4 separate regions of the Homo sapiens genome follow, and all the other regions are linked to region 1. The links are chromatin loops, found by intact Hi-C in ENCODE. Cell type or tissue: psoas muscle. All regions are shown on one strand. Region 1 overlaps CFAP46 (cilia and flagella associated protein 46). Region 2 overlaps ADGRA1 (adhesion G protein-coupled receptor A1). Region 3 overlaps ZNF511-PRAP1 (ZNF511-PRAP1 readthrough). Region 4 overlaps ADGRA1 (adhesion G protein-coupled receptor A1).

The links. A loop is a pair of places that touch in the nucleus more often than their neighbours do. Peaks named below come from ENCODE experiments on the same cell type or tissue, not always from the same donor. Only the 100,000 strongest peaks of a DNase experiment are listed, where the experiment ranks them.
Region 2: a loop joins it to region 1, with 10 times the contacts of the local background. A loop is called at or near these places in 60 of 110 quality-filtered maps.
Region 3: a loop joins it to region 1, with 3.0 times the contacts of the local background. A loop is called at or near these places in 14 of 110 quality-filtered maps.
Region 4: a loop joins it to region 1, with 4 times the contacts of the local background. A loop is called at or near these places in 60 of 110 quality-filtered maps.

Annotation. Positions count from the first base shown.
Region 1 is chr10:132,834,279-132,839,278 of GRCh38, reverse strand. It overlaps CFAP46 (cilia and flagella associated protein 46), which reads left to right. Exons shown (of 58, transcript NM_001200049.3): 45 at 2,365-2,462; 46 at 3,061-3,137; 47 at 3,845-3,975; 48 at 4,504-4,625. Among named protein-coding and RNA genes, the nearest start is that of NKX6-2, 51 kb to the right of the region's middle. RefSeq lists enhancers at 1,388-1,917, 1,918-2,448, 2,449-2,979. In psoas muscle, CTCF peaks have their summits at 2,207 (motif pointing left) and 2,900; DNase peaks (open chromatin) are centred at 2,218, 2,818 and 3,178; H3K4me3 peaks cover 1,629 bases; H3K27ac peaks cover 1,120 bases; H3K27me3 peaks cover 346 bases.
Region 2 is chr10:133,121,923-133,126,922 of GRCh38, reverse strand. The region is part of intron 5 of ADGRA1 (adhesion G protein-coupled receptor A1); the gene reads right to left. Among named protein-coding and RNA genes, the nearest start is that of KNDC1, 36 kb to the left of the region's middle. RefSeq lists an enhancer at 1-111. In psoas muscle, a CTCF peak has its summit at 1,986 (motif pointing right); a DNase peak (open chromatin) is centred at 2,002; H3K27me3 peaks cover 227 bases.
Region 3 is chr10:133,311,155-133,316,154 of GRCh38, reverse strand. ZNF511-PRAP1 (ZNF511-PRAP1 readthrough) reads right to left here. Exons shown (of 9, transcript NM_001396060.1): 5 at 4,314-4,439. ZNF511 (zinc finger protein 511) reads right to left here. Exons shown (of 6, transcript NM_145806.4): 5 at 4,314-4,439; 6 at 2,994-3,367. The coding sequence ends at 3,289. It also overlaps a transcript of TUBGCP2 not described here. Among named protein-coding and RNA genes, the nearest start is that of ZNF511-PRAP1, 4.7 kb to the right of the region's middle. RefSeq lists enhancers at 1,311-1,812, 1,819-2,088. In psoas muscle, a CTCF peak has its summit at 2,157 (motif pointing left); a DNase peak (open chromatin) is centred at 2,134; H3K27ac peaks cover 932 bases.
Region 4 is chr10:133,114,916-133,119,915 of GRCh38, reverse strand. All of the region lies in intron 5 of ADGRA1 (adhesion G protein-coupled receptor A1), which reads right to left. Among named protein-coding and RNA genes, the nearest start is that of ADGRA1, 29 kb to the right of the region's middle. In psoas muscle, no CTCF peak of the experiment used is centred here; a DNase peak (open chromatin) is centred at 2,035; H3K27ac peaks cover 1,534 bases.

The DNA of each region.
Region 1 (5,000 bases):
TGCGCCACCCCCCTGTGGCCACGGGAGACACAGGGTAGGAGCCGTACAAGGGAAAAACGACAAATCAGACTGCGCTGAAATTCAGAAGTTCTGTTCACCAAAAACGCCCTGCCGAGAGTCAAGGGGCAGCCACAGAGAATGAGAAGATATTGACACTAGGTTGCCGACACATGTGTGTCCCACATGGATGAAGGGTGTAGGTCCCTTTTCAGTAAGAAAAGGAGACACTGATTGAAGATGGCACGAGGTTGGAATCTCACAAAAGCAGAGATTCGTGTGGCCAATAATTTTAATGGTGCTCAAGTTCATTAGTCAGGGAAATGCAAAATTGAAGCCTGACGCAGATAACCAGACACCAACCAGAATGGCTCCCATGGAAAAGGAGGACACGGCCAGTGGGGATGAGACGGGGATGGGGGCAGCTGAGGCTCCCTGGGCCTCATGCCTGCCCCTTGGCACAGTAGCCCGTGGGTGCAGCAGCCCCTGGGCAGGGTTCTGGCAGAATCGCTGTAGCTGACACAGCAAGTCTGCACCTGACTCTGCGCCCGGTAGAAATCCTTCGCTGGGGTCCCCAGAGAGCAGCATCGCTCATGACCCCCATTGACGGGAAGCCACCCAGATGCCCTTGGCCACAGAACGGATGAAGACGCTGTGGCATTCCCAGCTGTGGCATTACCAGCTGTGGCATCTGCAGGGAGGAAGGCCAGCCCCACGCTCCACCTGGGTGAAGCCCACGGCGCAAGCCAGAGGCCCGGCAGAAAAGCCCACCTGAGCTGCTAGAATCTGTTGTGGTCCCCTTGTGGGGACGAGGGCCAGTGGCCGGCAATGTCCCATCTCTTTGCCTGGCCACACAGGTGTGCCCACTGCAAAAATCCATCGAGCTTTTCACGCATGGGCTTTTACGCCACTTTCTGTATATTCTACTTTGATAGTAAGTTTTATAAAAACTGCTTTGTTTGTGCAAACTTGAAGCTATGACTCAGAACCAGAAGCCTCACAGCTCGATGGAGGGCTGCCCATGCGGAGAGGCCCAAGCCTCCAGGAGCCCTCTGGCTGGCCCTCAGGGGCTGTGGTGGCCGCCTGCCGCTGGTGGTGAGGAGCCTGAACTGCGTGCCGGGTCTGGTATTAGACAGACTCATAGTCCACGGGAGCGGACGGGCCGGAGCTGCTGCCTGCACCACCTGACCACAGCCGACTGGCATCCCAGGGGCCTAAGGCCAGGAAGAGAGGGCCTTCCCCAGGGGAGCATGGGGGCACGGCTCTGAGTCTGCACTGTGTACACGTGTGTCCGTGCATGTCTGCGTGAGTGTGTGCGTCTGTGTACACGTGCGTGTCTGTGTCCGTGCATGTCTGCGTGTCTGGGTCCGTGTATGTGTTCATCTGTGTGTGTCCGTGCATGTCTGTGTGTGTGCATCTGTGTACATGTGCGTGTGTGTCCGTGCATGTCTGTGTGTGTGCATCTGTGTACGTGTGCATGTGTGTCCATGCATGTCTGTGTGCATCTGTGTACGTGTGCGTGTGTGTCCGTGCGCATCTGTGTACGTGTGCATGTGTGTGTCCGTGCATGTCTGTGTGTGTGCATCTGTGTACGTGTGCATGTGTGTCCGTGCATGTCTGTGTGCATCTGTGTACGTGTGCGTGTGTGTCCGTGCATGTCTGTGTACGTGTGCGTGTGTCCGTGCGCATCTGTGTACGTGTGCATGTGTGTGTCCGTGCATGTCTGTGTGTGCGCATCTGTGTACGTGTGCGTGTGTCTGTGCATGTCTGTGTGCGTCTGTGTGCATCTGTGTACGTGTGCATGTGTGTGTCTGTGCATGTCCGCGTGAGCACGTCTATGCACGGGTGGGTGTCTGTGTCCGTGCATGTCTGTGTCTGGGTCCATGTACACGTGCATCTGTGTGTGTCCGTGCCTGTCTGCGTGAGTGCGTGTCTGTGCACGCGTGTGTGTCTGCATGCATCCATGTGTCTGTACATGTATGTCTCCATGTGTGGTGTGGAGGACACAGAAGGATGGAGGGAAAGGCACCACTCACAGAGGCGGCGCTGGAGAATTTTCCATTTGTTATTTTGGGTTTGGTGAACATGCACTTTGCGTCATGCAAATCAGGTTTCTAAACATTAACAACCGGAGAGAAATGACATTTTGGGGCCGCCGGTGACTCTTGCGTGCCTCTGCTGCCCCCTGGTGGCAGCCCCGAGTCACTTCCAGCAGGGCCCCCCACCCCAAGGGCCCAGCCTCGGGCAGGAAGGGTACAAAGCCCCCGCCGTGGCTCTGCCACGAGGTCTCCTGGAAATGAGGGGAACAGCACAGCGACGTCCTTGCGTCCTAAATGCATCCCCTGATGGCCGTTTTTCGCCACACAGGCTTGGCAAAATCTCTGCGTCACTGAGCAGCATTTTAACCTCTTGAATGAGATGCCTCCGACCTTTTGGATCCTCTTTCTGCACCTCTCAGGGGACAGGTAAAGCCGCTCCTTCTTGTTGAGGCCGCCCCCAGCCCGCTGAGAGGCCTCAGGGAGGCAGAGACCCAGCCGTGGGCTGCCCACACCTCAGCCCCACCCCAGGGAGGCCTGGGACTCGGGAAACGCCCGGACAGTCCCAAGAAGGTGCCGGACAGACACCGGGTACCCCAAGGGGGGGGGGCCGTCCAGAGACGCCACACACCCCTTCCTGTGACCTGTCTCCAGTACAGGGTCTTTGTGTCTGGTCTGGGCGTCCGGACCCGAAGGTCACTGTTATGGTGGAGCCGAGAGCAGGACAGCTGTCCTCTCCAGCTCCCACTGGCCTGGAGCCAGCCGGCGGTGCCTCTGGCAGTGACCACAGAACTCACTGGCCGTGGCCAAGTGCCCGGTGCATGACCCAGCGTGTTCTCAATCCACGTCCTGACCGGCCATGCACACCCAGCGGTGCCCCTGGAGGCGCACACGGGGAGGGCCCTGCTGGGCGTCCATGGTCTGCAGAGTTGGCCTCACTGGGCTCCTCTGAGGTCGCTGGAGCTGGGCTGTGAGGTGTGTTTCCTTCATGGCTTGCCTGCGACCCTGGCCCACGTCCTGCCAGCAGGTCCCGTCTGTACGGCGCTGCCTACGAGAAACCCAAGTTCATTACTGCAGCCAAAGGAAAGGTGCAGGCGGTGGGAGGTGAGCAGGGCTGCAGGGGAGGGGGAGGGGGAGCAGGGCAGGCGGAGCATGGGCGAGAGTGGGGAGGTGAGCAGGGCTGTGTCGGGAGGGGGAGGTGAGAGGTGGAGGGGAGGGGGAGCGGGGCGAGAGGGGGAGGGGAGCAGGGCGAGAAGGGGAGGGGAGCGGGGACGGGAAGTGGGGAGGGGAGTGGGGGGAGGGGGGAGCAGGGGCAGGAGCAGGGGGAGGGGAGCGGAGGGGACGGGAGCATGGGGAAGGGGGAGCAGGGGCGGGAGGGGAGTGGTTTCGGGAGGGGAGCGGGGGCGGGAGCAGAGCTGATACCCACTGTGCCTCAGGTTCCCTGCACACGGGCCCTTTCCTTCCAGAAGCTGAAGGCCCACCAGGGAGCCGCTGGGGTCCCAGGGGTGTGGCCTCTCCCAGCCCTCCACCCACAGGGATGGAGGGGTCTGTAGAGCCTGTGACATTCTGGAAACAGGTGTAGACGGGGCGTGTGCTTCCCTGGGGCCCAGGAGGCCCATCCGCTGCCTGCGCAATGATGTGGCAGCGTCTCCACAGCATGGGACCAGGGGGACCCCACATGAAGGAAGGGACTTCCATCCATGCAGCCTTTCCTGTGGGACAGCAGCCCTTTTCCCAGTGCTCACCATGCACGGTCCAGCTGCCATCCTCAGCCCTGGGCAGCGACAGAGGGTGTGTCCATGTCCCCACAGGCTCCTGCAAGGTGATGCGTCTGGCCATAAGTCCCACTGCCTTCTCCCACCTGCTGGCCTGTGCCCAGCAGTTCCGGAAGCAGACCCAGGCCCAGGTGTACAGTGAGGACATGGCCCTGAACATAGGCTCGGTGAGGCCCTCCAGGCTCCAAGCCACCCAGCCGGGACCCTCTGCTCCCCACCCCTGGGAGCCAGGACCCTGGCGAGGTGGGGGGAGGGGCGGGGCGCTAGGCCAGGCTGCTGAAGGGCTTGGGCCATCCCAACACCCGGGCACTGCCCAACTCCCAGGCCAAGCTCCATGTGGGGGGAGAACTTGCTCCTTGGGCTCCTTGGCCATGTCTGATCCCTGAAGCACAAACAGGAGGGGCCTGGTCCACTCTGCTCCGCAGAGCTCAGGGTCACCTGGGCCCGGCTGTCCCCACAGGCAGGACCCTCCGTGGTGCGGGCAGAGGAGATGGGTGGGGGCTGGGGTCTCAGGGTGACCCTCCAGAGGATGGGCCAGGTGCTATGGGGCCCTCGTTGCCGAGCCAGGTGCCCTTGTCCACCATGCTGTTTGCAGAAGGGGCAGGAGCTCGGCCTTTCTGCAGGGGCCTGGCCCTCGCGGGGTCTGGGCCATGCGCCCTGTTTGCTACGGGGGCCTCTTTTTTGGATTGCGGTAGGAACCAGAAGGCCTGCAGGTGGAAGAGAAGGAGCGCCCTGTGCAGAGGCTCAGTAGCGTCCTGGGGCCCCTGGAGGAGCTTCTGCAGCCGCTATTCCCCCTGCTCAGCCTCTCCAAGGCCAGGTACTGGGGATGACGTTGAGGCTGGCACCCCACCACGCTCACGCATGGACACGTGTGTCCAGTGCTGTGGCCAACCACGTGTGCTTGCTGTGCCTTCTCGGCCGCCTTTGTTCAGGACTCGGCGCCGCCTGCCTGCTCCCAGGAAGCAATTCTTCTGGTTCTGCCTCCATTCCTGCCTGGAGGAGTACTGCCCACTGCCCACTGCCCACGGTCCCTCCAGCCCCTGGCCCAAGTGTGGGGTGGGAGGGCAAGCACCTCCAAGGGACCGCCCGGGCTGCTTTGATTTGGGGTGGGAAGGAAGGCAGAGGGGACGGACACCTGGCACCGTTTAGCTTGGCTGGTGGATCAGAGATGATCCCAAAATCCTGTGGCTCA
Region 2 (5,000 bases), 290 kb before region 1:
CGGGACTGCTCCCCGGGGCAGCGTGGGGTCACACAGGGAGCTGTGCGTCCCACCGGGTCCCCAGGTCATGGCCCCTCCCCGCGGGTAGTGCGTGGCCAGTGACCAGCAGTGCCCCGTTTTAAACAGTTTTAAGGCCCCGCTCAGCCTCAGGGGAAGAAGGTCGGAGGGCCGAAGTATCTGCTCCCTGTCAGACCGAGGAACCCCGCCTTGGAGGGGCAGAGTCTCATCCTGACAGGCACAGCCCGAGCCCAGGGCAGGGGCTGACCTTCCCCTCTGCAGGGCCTGGCAACGGTGCTGAGGGCGCCCAGGGATCCAAGCGGGATGCAGCGTGTCCCGGACCGGGTGCACTTGCTCACCGCCTCCAGCCCCCACCCGGACCCATGAGACAACCCCTGGCTGCCACCCCTACGGAGCATGGGTGACCTAGGGGCCGGCTCAGAGACCATCCCCCATGGACGCTGTCTCCCCGGCTCCTGCGAACACCTGGGTTGGCCACAGACCCCTGCCCCACACGTTCAGTGGGCTCCAAGGTGCAGTGGTGGGAGGGGGTGGCCTGTGTCTGGTAGTTCTCAGGGACTCCCTAGGAAACCTGTGCTTCCCAGACTCTATATCCCAAGAAGATATCCTTCAAGAATAAAGATGAAATAAAGATACTTTCTGATAAAAATAAAACTAACAGCATTTTCCGTGTATCGACCTGTACTTCAGGACATGTTAGATGAAATTCTTCAGGGTGGAGGGAGAGTAGACACTCCTGCAGGCACCGCACCTGTGGAAAACCCCAACCAGACCTGCACGGTGGGCCTTGGGCCGAGGGTCCGTGCTGCGGACTTCACCAGAACAGCAGGAAGCCCCTGGGCTGCTTGGGGGGACTTGGACTGTGCGGAAGGAAGGAGAAACACCAGAAACGCTGAAGGATAAATAGAAAAGATTTGTCTCCCCCTTCTTAATTTCCTCCCTCTTTCAATGACTGTTTAAAGAGAGAACTTTAGCAGTGCCTTGTGGAGGGCACTGGGGATGGTGCTCTGCCCAGCATCTGCAGGAGGAAAGGTGGGAGGCAGGAAACGGTCCTATATAGTCTCAAGTTTTCTGTAAATATGTTATATGAAGAGAACAATTTTACTCTACATAGGCTGTGGAAAGGTTGCGGATTTTAATCCATTAGAGCAACCATAAGAAACTAGGTAAAAACTAGGCAGGGCACGGTGGCTCACGCCTGTAATCCCTGCTCTTTGAGAGGCTGAGGTGGGCAGATCACGAGGTCAGGAGACCGAGACCATCCTGGCTAACACAGTGAAACCCCGTCTGTACTAAAAAATACAAAAAAAAAAATTAGCCGGGCGTGGTGGCGGGCGCCTGTAGTCCCAGCTACTCGGGAGGCTGAGACAGGAGAATGGCGTGAACCCAGGAGGCGGGGTTTGCAGTGAGCCGAGATCGCGCCACTGCACTCCAGCCTGGGCGACAGAACGAGACTCCGTCTCAAACAAACAAACAAACAAAAACATTAAAACAAATTTTTTAAAAATATTAAAATAATCCAAAAGAAGGAAGTAAAGGAGAAATGGAAGAATTCCAAAGAGCAAAACAATCACTTAAAGTGGTAAAAACGGAAAACAAACAGTAAAATGTAGACTAAATCCAACCAGATCAAAATTCCAATTAATTTTAACAAGCTAAAAGCTCCGATCCAAAGGCAGAGGTTGTCAGAATAGATAGTAAGCTTCTGGAACATGGTGACTAGAATAGAAACACTTTGAGTATAAGACACAAGTAGGTTGAAAGTAACTGGATGGAAAAGGCCATGCAGTGCCAACTGTGAGATTAAGAGAGCTACAGCGGCTACACGGATGCCCGGCAAAGTAGACGATAAGACAGGGAGATAGAGGGGCCCAGGGGACGCAGAAGTGTCCAGGATGGACCCACAGCACACAGGAGTGGTGCAGGACGGACCCACGGCGCACCACCGGCTCCGGGCTCCTTCCCGGTGAGCCGGCAGAGGGCGCGGGAGGCCGCCGCTTTTCTCGCCGCCGCCGCTGGGCAGTCACCGCCGTGGACGTGCAGGCGCGGGGCCGGGGCCGGGGCCGGGGCCGGGGGAAGGGGGTGCTCCGCTGGGTCCAGCATCCACCATCCACCGCCTGACGTGGGCCCCTCGCAACAGCCTCGGCCCACCGGTGTCCGGGGAGTTGTTCCCGCCCGTCTGGCAGCTGGGAACACCCTCTCCTATGGCTCCAAGCCCCAACCAGGGTAGGGGTCCAGCTTGTCCTCCTCCTCTGGGCGCTGACGAATCTGTCACTCAAGCGTCATCTTCTGTTACGTCGAATCCCGTCTAAGCCCCAGGCAGACTCTGGGCGTCGGGGAATGGCCACCCCACCCCTCTGTGCCCAGGTGCCCAGCGTTGGGGCAGCGGCTCGCACGCCAGGGCCACTCGCTGGGACATCTCCGGGTTACGTGATTTCCGCGAGTCAGGCCAACCACTGCCTTTGGGGGAAGGTTTCTAGAAAGGGAGGGCGGATCTGAATCTCGGTGAAATCCTAACAGCTTCCCCTTGGGAGCTATGAACCCGACCCAGAGGTGTCCGGAGGGGCAAAGCGGGAGCTGACTCACGGCAGAGCACATTGCTCAGAGCCCGGGGAAGGTGGCCTGGCCAGGGAGGGTGCAGAGCCGGGGAGGGTGCAGAGCCCAAGAGGGTGGCTTGGCCGGGGAGGTTGCAGAGCCGGGGAGGGTGCAGAGCCCAAGAGGGTGGCCTGGCCGGGGAGGGTGCAGAGCCCAAGAGGGTGGGCTGGCCGGGGAGGGTGCAGAGCCTGGGACCAGCCCTGAGTGCATCACCACGTGACCCAGTGCCAAGTGAGGGAGGAGCGGCCATCAGTGCCGGGGCAGGTAGATGAGCATCGCACAGGAGAACAAGAGCTCGGTCCTATGTCGGCTGAGTAACACCCCCAGACATCCACGTTCTCTTCCCTGAAACCAGTGAAGGTTTCACCTCACGCGTCAAGAGGGACCTTGCACATGGGGTTAAGTGAGTGGCGGTGAATGGTGGAGACTGCCCTGGGTTGTTTGGCTGTACTGACATCACCGGCGTCCTCTTAAAAGGGAGGGCAGAGATCCCAGTGGAGAGAGGACGCAGGGCTGCTGGCTTTCAGGGTGGAGGAGGCCCCAAGCCCAGGAGTGACGGTGGCCGAGGCAGCCCCAGAAGGTGCCGGGGGGGGGGAGGGAGGCAGTCCTCCCCACAACTCGACGTCGGCCCAGCGGGGCCCATTTCGGACCTTACGGCCTCTCGACTGTCGGATGATCCCCCTGAGTTGCTTTAGGCCACTGAGCTTTCACCGTGGCCACAGCAGCCACGGGAAGGCGGTGCGGCCCCAGCTGTGCGGTGAACCCCAGCTACACACAGTTACAGGACGGGCGTGCTGCTGCTCACAGGGGGTGACTGGGGAGCCTCGTGGAGGAGACATGGTGTGGATGTGGCATGAGGACGGGTACCTTAAACCATCCCTAGAAGCACGAGGCACCCCAGTATCACAGACTTTGGGTTCCAAAGCTGACTCAGCGAAAGGGAAAGTCTCTGCCGCTCGGGCTGATGTGAGGAACAAACACAGGCTCCTGCCCGTCAGTGAGGAAGAGTGGGCGGCCCAGAAGAGAGCGGAAGAGACCTGCACACGCTTCACAGAGGCAAGAGAGGACGGCGCAGCCAGCAATGCTCACAGACGGGCGCAGAGGGACGGGCGCAGAGGGACTCGCGGGGCCCCTGCCAGGGATGGGCTTGTGAGGAGTTAGCAGGCTTAGAGCTGAGCCCCGCATGGGTGGGACGAGCCTGCAGACCACCTGAGCCCTCGGAGACCAACGTGCCACAGTCGGCAGGAGGGATAAAGGGATAAAGCCCCGTGGTCTCGCCAGAAGCGGGTCCCGTGCAGCCATGGACATGGGGAGCCCCAGCTACCGACGGTTACAGGATGGGCCTTAAAGAAACACGTGCAGGGAAAGAAATCAGAGAAATCTGCTATGAAACCAGGTGAGACAACAACTCCAGGAACACACAGCTCGAAGCCAGTGCAGCCTGGGGACGCGTGTGCCTGGGGACGCGTGTGCCTGGGGACGCGTGTGCCTGGGGATGCGTGTGCCTGGCTGGTGAACCGGGAGGAAAGACAAGGAGGCCCCAGGGCCAGGCCAGGGAGGCACGGCCAGGGGTGGGGCCGGCCCCAAGGTTCTCGCTTCTGCCCCGCGGGTCGTGACCACAGTTTCCTGGCTGTGCTGGTGTGTCCGGCCAAGACAGCAGGTTCCTGGGCGGTGCTGGTGTGTCTGGCATCTTCCTAAATGTTCCACTGCACACTCAAAAATGATTAAATCTAGAAAGTATTTTTAAAAGGAAAGGAAAGAAAAGAAGAAAGAGACAAGAAACAGGCCTGTGGTGCAGGTGGAGCTTCGCAGTAGAGGGGGCACCTGCAGCTGACCCTGCCCAGCCCCTCGCCCATTAGCCCCTCGGCCCCGTGCCCAGCCTGAGTGCTGCCGGCTCTGTGATCCCTCCTGGCACACTAGCCCGCTGCTGGTTGGAGCTGATGGTCGGAATCAGCACACGCTGGGACACGGGGAAACGGGGCGAGGACGCAGACTGCAGGTGTGGTCCTGCCACGGCTCTGTTCCCGCCATGGCTGATGCTGCACACCTCTCACCGGTTGCAGTGGCACCATCACAGCCTGAGCGAAAAGGTCCTGGGCCCAGGTGCCACCCAGGGCAGCCCTTCTGAGACCAACACTGTGTCCCTGGGCTCAGGTGAGCAGCACTGCCTCTGCCTCCATGCTGCGCCTCTCCTTACACCACGCGCATGCTCACACGTGCACACACGTATGCTTGCATGACACTTCCACACGTACATGCCCCCCCACTCTCACACACTGGAACACACATACCACACACACACTGGCACCCATCACACACACAGGCACACACATACACACAGGCATGCACACTCACACAAGCACACTCACACACACACTGGCACACTG
Region 3 (5,000 bases), 480 kb before region 1:
GGGTCACCACTGCTGGCTGGGTGGCGGAGGGGGTTGTGTGTGTGTGTTGGAAGGGGCAGCTTTTATTCCCTTATTTGTCCCTGCCCATGTCCCGCTGACTGGTCCATTTTACAGGGTGTTGATTGGTCCATTTTACAGTGTGCTGATTGGCCCATTTTAAACACTTCTAGCTAGCTACAGAGCATTGATTGGTGCATTTTTACAGAGCCCTGATTGGTGCATTTTACAAACCTCTAGCTAGCTACACAAAAGTTCTCCAAGTCCCCACTCGACCCAGGAAGTCCAGCTGGCTTCAGCTCTCACAGGTCTTGCAGCTGAAACACGAGCATCTCTGCCGGGCGTGGTGGCTCATGACTGTAATCCCAGCACTTTGGGAGGCTGAGGCAGGCAGATCACCTGAGGTCAGGAGTTCGAGACCAGCCTGGCCAACATAGTGAAACCCTGTATCTACTAAAAATACAAAAAGTAGCTGGGTACGATGTTGTGTGTCTGTAATTCCAGCTACTCAGGAGGCTGAGGCAGGAGAATCGCTTGAACTCAGGGGGCAGAGGTTGCAGTGAGCCAGGATGATGCCACTGCACTCCAGCCTGGGCAAGAAGAGCGAGCCTGCCTCAAAAAAAAAAAAAAAAAAAAAAAAAAAAAAAAAGAAGAAAGAAAGAAAAGAAACATGAGTATCTTCTTAGAAACGGATGCAGCCCACGTACAGTTATGATGCTGGCTTTGAAACAAAACAGTAACATTCTTCATACCGAAGTTTTACACTCCCCACTTGTCAGAAGAAAAACTGAGACAGAATAAACAAATCGCTTCCAGGCAGAGATGAAGCTAGGATTGGAAGCCAGGACCAACAGTCCCCGAAGGGTATAGAACAGTCCTGCTGTGAACAAAAGAGTTTTAGCAGAATCTGCTGTTGTGGAAAGGGCTAATACATCCTCGTGGAGCGCTGCCGCCAGGGCTGTGCTGCTGGCCTTGTGCAGGGAGCTCACGCAAGAGCCAGAGGATTCAACGGGCTGGGGCAGGATCTTCTCAGGGAGATGGAGAACCAGCAGTAAATCTGCGTGTTTGCATTTTTCTTGTGTTGTGCTTTCTCAAGCAGCCGACAGGCCCCGGGCGGCCCCACCACAGCCACCCTCGGCCAGTGCTCATCTCCCACCCCACACATGTGCGTGTGAAACCTCTCTTCACTGATGCACCCAGGCCTGGGCTTCAGGCTTTAGTGTCTTCCCTTGAGTGCTTGGGAACCTGCCTTCAGTTTTCAGAGCACGAAGCACTGTGCCATGTCAGCTCTGAACCTGAGGCCCTTGAGATTCCTTGACTCCAGGTTGCTGGAGAGCTCTCAGCATCATCCTGTGGAGCTGGGCAGCAGCTGCAGATGACCACCCACTGCCTCCAGCCAGACCCAGAGCCCCAAAAGGAGTGGGCTGTGAGGCAATGCCAGGGGCAGGGGGCCAGGAGCACACCAGTCACATGAAGGGACCAGCCCCACAGGGTCTGTGTGTTTTTCTCCCCGTGTGCAGAGACAAGAGATCGTAGAAATAAAGACGCAAGACAAAGAGATAAAAGACAGCTGGGCCCGGGGGACCACTACCACCAAGACGCGGAGACCGGTAGCGGCCCAGAATGCCAGGCTGCACTTTTATTGGATAGAAGACAAGGGGGCAGGGTAAAGAGTGTGAGTCATCTCCAATGATAGGTAAGGTCACGTGTGTCACGTGTCCACTGGACAGGGGGCCCTTCGTCATTTGGCAGCCAAGGCAGAGAGGCAGAGAGAGAGAGGCAGCTTACGCCATTACTTCTGCATATCAGAGACTTTTAGTACTTTCACTAATTTTGCTACTGCTATCTAAAGTGCAGAGCCAGGTGTACAGAATGGAACATGAAAGCGGACTAGGAGTGTGACCACTGAAGCACAGCATCACAGGGAGACGGTTAGGCCTCCAGATGGCTGCGGGCGGGCCTGACTGATATCAGGCCTTCCACAAGAGGTGGAGGAGTAGAGTCTTCTCTAAACTCCCCCAGGGAAAGGGAGACTCCCTCTCCCAGTCTGCTAAGTAGCAGGTGCTTTTCCTTTGCACTGACGTTACCACTAGACTACGGTCCGCTTGGCGACGGGCATCTTCCCAGACGCTGGCGTCACCGCTAGACCAAGGAGCCCTCTGGTGGCCCTGTCCGGGCATGACAGAAGGCTCACACTCTTGTCTTCTGGTCACTTCTCACTATGTCCCCTCAGCTCCTATTTCCGTATGGCCTGGTTTTTCCTAGGTTATGATTGTAGAGTGAGGATTATTATAATATTGGAATAAAGAATAATTACTACAAACTAATGATTAGTGATACATATATAATCATATCTATGACATATATCTAGTATAACTCCTGTTATTTTATATATTTGTTATACTGGAACAGCTCGTGCCCTCGTTCTCTTGCCTTGGCACCTGGGTGGCTTGCCGCCTATATCACATGCTGTGGGAACAGGGCCGCTGGAGGAAGACGTGGTCGGGAGTCTCTGAGCGCCCTAATTTTATCAAAACAGAGTGATTTCTCCAGGACACACTGCCCCCAGTGTATCTCTGCAATCCAATGCCAGCCCCAATCTCCTGGCCTGCATTTCCTGATGCAGGCTCTGTGGTCCCCGCTGGCACTAGTGATGGATCCTGCACCCTCTGGGGCAGCACCCCCCACTCCCCCAGCATCCCACACACCCCCAAGCACCCCATGCCCCCAGAGCCAGTGCCCCTCCCTGTGGGCATCAGATCCTACCCCCACCAGGTCTACTCCCTAAGTGGTGTGGCAAGGACAACTGGGTGTGGCTCCCAAAGCCAGGAGGTCCGGGACGAGGTGGAGTGCTGTATCCTACCCCATCACCCACCTCTGAGGGGTGCCAGGACTTTATAAATCTTCCTGAAAACTGAGGGTGGAAAACAGAATACCCATGGGTAACAATAACCACTCCGCACCTGACTCAACACAGAAATGAAGACTCAAGACCATCAGTGAAAAATACTTATTTCATGTGTTTAAAAATACATTCTTAGGGTGGGCCCTGCAGGAGGAGACAGGCCGTCCACATCTCCTTCCCAATAGTGTGTCCAGGTCGTTTCCAAAATCTGTGGGTCCCTCACAGCTTCTGATGACAGCTGCTAATGCCATTTGCTGAGGAACAAGGATGGGGAGGATGGCGAGGGCCTGGCCCCCAGGGCGGCCACACCAGAAGGTCGGAGAAAGGCCCAAGGCGGATGCCACGCCCAGCAGTGGTGACTGCCCCCCACTCCTTTTCTGAGTCTATCAGCATTGTTTGGTTTTCTTCTTGTTGCTTTTAAATCCTCGAGCGGCACCCTGACCAAAGCAGATGGTAGAGGGTATTCTGGGATGGAAGAAAGTTTCTATTAGATGCTGTATTTGCCAACCAACAACCCAGGTCATAACAGCACTTGTGTGTCTCCTTCTCATTCTCTTTCACTCTGGGAACATGCGGAATGCAGAGCCGGCCCTCCTGGGCCCTGGGGCAGCTCCCTTTCCACAGCCTGAGACCTAGTTCCTGTGGGGGGTCCCCGCCAGCCACCAACGCACACCCGCTGGGAAGAACTCCGCAGAGAGGGCGGCTCCTGCCAAGCCCTCTGGGGCTGAGACTTCCTGCTACCCCATGTCCATTCCATGAAAACCCCTACTGTCCCAGCCCCCCGGGGCTCATTCACAGGCCAAAGTCCAGGCATCTGTAAGGAGGGTGCAGGGAACATTAAGTTCATCGTTCCACCTGTTTGGAGTCTTTGGTGATGTTTTTCCCCACTTGTTCACCGTTTTTCCCAAATTAATTTAAAATCAACTTTAACTAGAAAGGCAGACGGCACAGGTGACGCTAGAAAGGCAGACAGTACAGGTCATGCTAGAAAGGCAGACGGCACAGGTCATGCTAGGAAGGCAGACGGCACAGGTGACGCTAGAAACGCAGACGGCACAGGTGACGCTAGAAACGCAGACGGCACAGGTGATGCTATTAAGGCAGACGCCTGGGTTGTGACTGAAGCAACTGCAAGTGAGACTCTTTCCATCCCACTCAGACAATGAGGAAAAGTGAGTGGTGCTTGGCATTCCTGCGCTTCAATGGCTCAAAAACAGAGTATGCGAGAGAAACTAAGTTATTCACAGGACCTGAGATATCTGGACTTTCTTCTCTGGCGGAAGCCGATTTTCTTACCCAGCGTTACCTTTCTGAATTCAGTATGAGAAGAGCTGCGGCCCAGGTGCAGCCCAGAATCCTCAGCACCGAACACATGTTGAGAACGGGTTTCAGAAAGAGCTCAGACACTGACCTATGTCTGTAGATCCGCCTCTCACCTGCCGGTGCAGGGGAGGCTGCCACAGGCTCAGAGCAGATTTCCATGGCCTCCCCTTCTGACCGCTCTCCACTGTCCCCTGGGGCTTCTGCTGAGGCTGGGCTGCGGGGAGAGAGCAGTGAGTAACTGCCCTGCACGGCTCCCACAGCCCCTGTGTTCCCCAGAAATGAACATGCAAGAAAGAAACTGGATTTCCCTGTAAGTAGCATATTTTCTTACTATTTTGGCATAGTCTGATTTTATAGTGTGGTTTAAGATACTGGGAAAAGGAGAATGATTACAGCAAGGCCATTGTTTATATAATAGAGTCTGCATCTTATAAACTTAACTGTAACAATCATACTTTTTTTTGAAAATAGTATTTTTATGGTGCCAACGGTGCCACGGGTCTTTTTATGAGTGTGAGAAATTTGCTAAAGTTAACCAGAGACTATAAACTAGTCTCTTCCATAATACGAATGTCTTAATCCAGCATTGCACGGTTTTTCTCCTTAAAATGATCCCTCGGAAAGGAGACAATTACTTTACACGTAAGTCTTTGTAAAGCCTCCCACATTGCAGTGGGTTCTCCCAGTTCTTTTATTTTAAAGAGCAAATTACTACTTGAGAAAATGTAGAGTCTGAAAAACTCTGATCAATAAAATTGTAGATGATTATGAAAGT
Region 4 (5,000 bases), 280 kb before region 1:
GATGCTCAATCTACTCTGCCTGTGCTCCGTTAAGTGGACAACAAAGCCTGGTGACAGCACATCTGTTGACAGCATGGTTTGCTGAATATTTAAAGCCCACTGTTGAGACCTACTGCTCAGAAAGATTCTTTTCAAAATATTGCTGCTAGTTGACAATGCTCCTGGCCACCCAAGAATTAGAAGTGGAGCCTGAAGATGGCACTGAATTGCTACAGTCTCACAGTAAAATGTAACCAGTGAGGAGTTGCTTCTTATGGATGAGCAAAAAAGTGGTTTCTTGGGATGCAATCTGCTCCTGGTGAAGATGCCGTGGACATTACTGAAATGACAACAAAGGATTGAGACTATTTCATACACTGAGTTGACCAAGCCGTGGCAGAGTTTGAGAGGATGACTCCAGTTTTGAAAGAAGTTCCACTGTGGGTAAAGTGCACCAAACAGCACCACGTGCTACAGAGAACTCTTTTGTGAAAAGAAAAGTCTATCAATGTGGCAAATGTCATTGTTGTCTTATTTTAAGAAACTGCCACAGCCGCCCCAGCCTTCTGCCACCACCACCCTGGTCAGCCCCAGCGGCCATCCACATCGCAGTGAGACCCTCCACCCGCAGGAAGATTATGACTTGCTGAAGTCACTAGCATTTTTTTTTTTTTTGGCAATAAAGGACCAGTGGCTGTAAGGTCCGCGGAGACCTCAGGTCATGGTCATGGCCTCCTCTGCCACGCCCGTCTCGGTTTGCACTTTAGCTGAAGCCCTCACCTGTGCTGTGACTTGAGCTGTGCTCCATGTGGGGTGCTTTGCGGGTGTGCGTGCAAGTGTGATGTGAGCATGTGAGTGCGTGTGTGTGTGCAGTGTGCAATGCAAGAGTGTATGTGTGTGGTGTGAGTGCATGTAAGTGCCTCAATGTGCACGTGTGCAGTGCAAGTGTGTGTGTGGTGCGTGTGTGTGATGTAAATGCATGAGTGTGTGTGCACATGTGTGCAATGCATGTGTGTGTGGTGTGTGAGTGTACGTGTGTGAGTGTAAGTGTATGAGTGCATGTGTGTGTGATGTGTGTGTGCACACTGAAGAGGTGGTACAGGTTCAGTTCCAGACCACTGCAATAAAGTGAGTCACACAAATTTTTTGGTTTTCCAGTGCACATGATATGGTTTGGCTCTGTGTCCTCACCCAAATCTCATCTCAGATTGTAATCCCATAATCCCCATGTGTTGAGGGCAGGACCTGGTGGGAGGTGACTGGATCAGGGGGCGGCTTCCCTCATGCTGTTCTCATGATACTGAATGAGTTCTCACGAGACTGAATGTTTTATAGGAGGCTCTTCCCCCTTCACTCTTCCCTTCTCTCTCCTGCCTCCTTGTGAAGAAGGTGCTGCTTCTCCTTCCCCTTCTGCCAGGACTGTAAGTTTCCTGAGGCCTCCCCTTCACCTTCCACCATGACTGTAAGTTTCCTGAGGCCTCCCAGTCATGTGGAACTGTGAGTCAATTAAACTTCTTTCCTTTATAAATTACCCACTCTTGGGTATTTCTTTATGGCAGTGTGAAAATGGACTAATACAGCACATAAAAGTTGTATTTATACTCTACTGTAGTTGACTAAGTGTGCAATAGCATTATGTCTAAAGAAACAACGTACGTACCTTAACTTAAAAATCCTGTGGGCACCGTGACCTGAGGCCTCCATGGACCGTACATCCGCTGGTCCTCAAGGGGTTTTACTCTCTAATGAAAAGGCAGTTTGGGAAATGAGGCAGGAAGAGGCTGGTGGGGCCTCAGTTCCTGAAGATGGTGAGACCAGAGAATCATCTGGAAGCCGGTGCCAGTGCTGATTGGGGACGGTGGTGTCAGTTTGGGGACACGTCCAGCTCCCCGCAGGGCTCACCTGGCTGGCCTGACCAGCTGGCTCATTCCCTCCCAGCCTCCACTGTCAAACACAGCTTTGCCAGTCAACTGGCCGCAGCCCCAGCTGCTGTCCCAGACAGGGGGACGACCAGCACGTGGGCAAAGGGAGGGGCAGGGATGATTGCTGTCTGGCCACTGGCTGGAGCTGGCAACTAGGGTGACAGGGGAGCTGGGCCTGGCAGGGACTCCTCCCAGGATCCCAGAATGAAGTCACCAGATTGCAAGCTGCCTAGCAGCCAGTCTCGTGTCTCTAAGTCACTGCCGGCTGCCCTTGTTATTTCAACCACTGAGGTCACGTGTGCAGAACCCAGAAATACATGGGACTCAGCTGAGGTCAGGGACACAGTCAATCCCCTTCTCCAGGCCCATTCCAGATGCTGAGCTGACAACTGGCAGCCTCCTCTTGGCCGTCCACGGCCTGAGTGCCAGGGGTAGGACCAGGGAGCACCAGCCCTGAGCAGGTGCCCGGGCTAGTGAGGGCCTGATCCTGGGGCCTCCTGGCCCAGGCAGTCTCCCGGGCTCTGCCCTGCCCACGTCCACAGTGCACCGGACCTCCCAGGGGGCAGGTCTGGTGTGGCCACGCTGAGCGCTTGGCCTCTGTGGGGCTCCAGGCTGGATGCACCGTCAGTAGGCTGTTCCGTGGGTGTTTGCTGGGCACCCCGGGCACTCACTCAGGCCAGGCTTTCGGCGCGTGCCTGCTCTGTGTGCACAGGTCTCGGGTCTCGGGCCCAGGCAGTGGGCAGGGGTGGGCTCCGGGTGCTGCCTCTGTGCCTTGGACTGTGTCCCTCTGTCCACTCACAGACAGGTGGCCAGCAGTCCTCGCTCTGGACCAGATAGCATGTGGCTCACAGCTCCTGCCGGGCACTGACCCCTCACTCGGGGTGCTCTGATACTGGCGACCAGCTGGCTCATACCTTCCCCTTCCCCCTTCTGCCTGTGCCTCCATGAGAGCACCTGGGACTGAGCCCTGGACCCCACTACAGAGAGCGTGACCGACCGAGGCCACCTTCCACAAGCTGCTCCAGTGACTGGATGGGGACAGCGATGGTGAGAAGCGTCCCCATCGCCCTTTACCCTCCCCGCCCTCTGTCCCGAACTGGGGGTCAGACCTGCATCTGTGCTGACACTATCCTGGCGTTCCTCATTCGCTTGGGTTCCTGGAGGAGTCTCTGCTCGAGGCGCCTGCCCACCCCTTGCCTGACTCGGAACTGACCAGAGCTGGGGGGTCAGATGAGGAGGAGAGGATGGAGGAAAGAAAGAGGCGCGGCCAAAAGGAAGGAAGCCTGGGGCTCCATCGGCTCCACCTGGCACACAGGTGGCATCCCCACCACTGAGGAAGGGGGGCCCTCCTCGGGCTGCCCGTTTCTGGTTGAGTGTCTGCGTCTCTTCATCGTGAGAGGCCCTGCCACACCTGGGGGGAGAGGACGCCTGTGGGTGGGTTGGGTGTGCTGGGGGGCAGCTGGTGGGCGGCCTTGGGTGTGGTCTGGGTGGGAGAAGGGTTTGGGCAGGGCCCAGGGACGCCCCCCAGACAGGGACTGAGGGAGCTGGAGTAGCCGTGGTGGCCCTGAAGGGACCGTGGGTGGTGGCGGGGGGTGGGGGTGGGGCGCTGACAAAGCCTGGACCACGTAGGAGCTAAGAGCTTTGGGATTGAGGGACAGTGAAGGCGAAGGCACAGGCCCTGCGGGGAGGGCGGCTGGGAGCTTTGGGGTCCCCCACAGGCCGAGGGACTGTTATAGGCGAAGGCACAGGCCCTGCGGATCAGCTCGGTTCCCAGGAGCATTTTCACCACATTTCGTTACTGTGTCTTTCACCCAATCCACACTCGCCCCGTATGGCCTCGCACTGGGCAGCGGCCCAGGGTAGGGGGGCAAGGGGCCTGGGCTCCACGAGGAATGCCCCTGCAGAGCGGCGTGGGTGGGCCAGGCATGCGTCTAGCCCTGGGCTTGGCCTGAAGCCGATGGAAGGTGGGGAGGGGAGAGGAGGAATGAGGGGGAGGGAGAGGGGAATGGGGAGGGAAAAGAGGGAGGGAGAAGGGGAGAGGTGAGCGGGAGGGATAAGTTAGGGAGAGGGTCTTGCTGGGTGGATGCTGGAGCAAAGCGCCAGCTCTCCCCTGGGGCAGGGTCTCTGGAAGGCAGGGAGGGGTTGGGGGCTGTAGTACACCAGGACCTGGCAGTGGTGTCTCAGGGCTGGGTCTGATGTGTGGCCCTGGAGGCTCAGAGGACAAGGGAACGTGGCCCTCTTGAGGACAGTGAGGGTTGGAGGCTTGCAGCCGGTGTGTCAAGGGTCCCAGCAGTGGGTGGTTCAAGGGGCCCGGGAGGGGTGACAACGCCATCGGCCGACCCTCGGCTGTGCTGAGTCCCCACAGTGCCGGCGGGGTCCTGGCCTCCCTCCTGGGGAGCCACCTGTGATTACTCATTTCCCACCAAGTCTTCAAGGAGGTGGCTGGCTAGCACTGCGCGCCCTTCTGCCAAGCATGGGCCAGGCCTGGGGGCTGCCCTTCTCGGGGTACCCCCGATCTACCATGTCCTTTGGGGTCAGGCCTCTAGGCTGAGTCCAGCTGTGGCCTCGTGAGGACTGTTCTTTGGCCAGATCCAGGGCCCGGCTTTCACAGGTGCAGAGGCCTTGTCGGTTTCCCTTTACTCTGGGGTTCCCCGCTCCCTGTGCCTGCCCGTGCCTGCTGCTGACCGCTGGGCAGAGCCTGTGTGCCATTGCCCTGCTGGAGGCGATGTGGACGCCCCCAGCCTGCGCCACCCCTGCCTAGGGGAAGGCCGAGGGGTGAGGAGGGCTCAGGGGCTGAGGGTGGACTCGGGACAGCCCCACTCAGGCGATGGGTGAGGCCCAGGTGCACCTCATCCATCGCCTGAGGCCCAGGTGCACCGCTGAAATCTGACCACTGGGCCCTTCCGGGACCCTCTCGATGAAGCCCCCCAGGCTCCTAGCCACCCCTCCACTGGAAGCACGTCCCCAGGACAGTGGCGCTGCCCCACCAACCAGTCGCACTCATGGAGTTGCGGCCCCTGGGGGCCTTCGATGCACTGAGGTCATTTTTCACAGGAAAGACGGTGGATTCCAGGTGTGGACCCGAGGCTGGCACTGCCC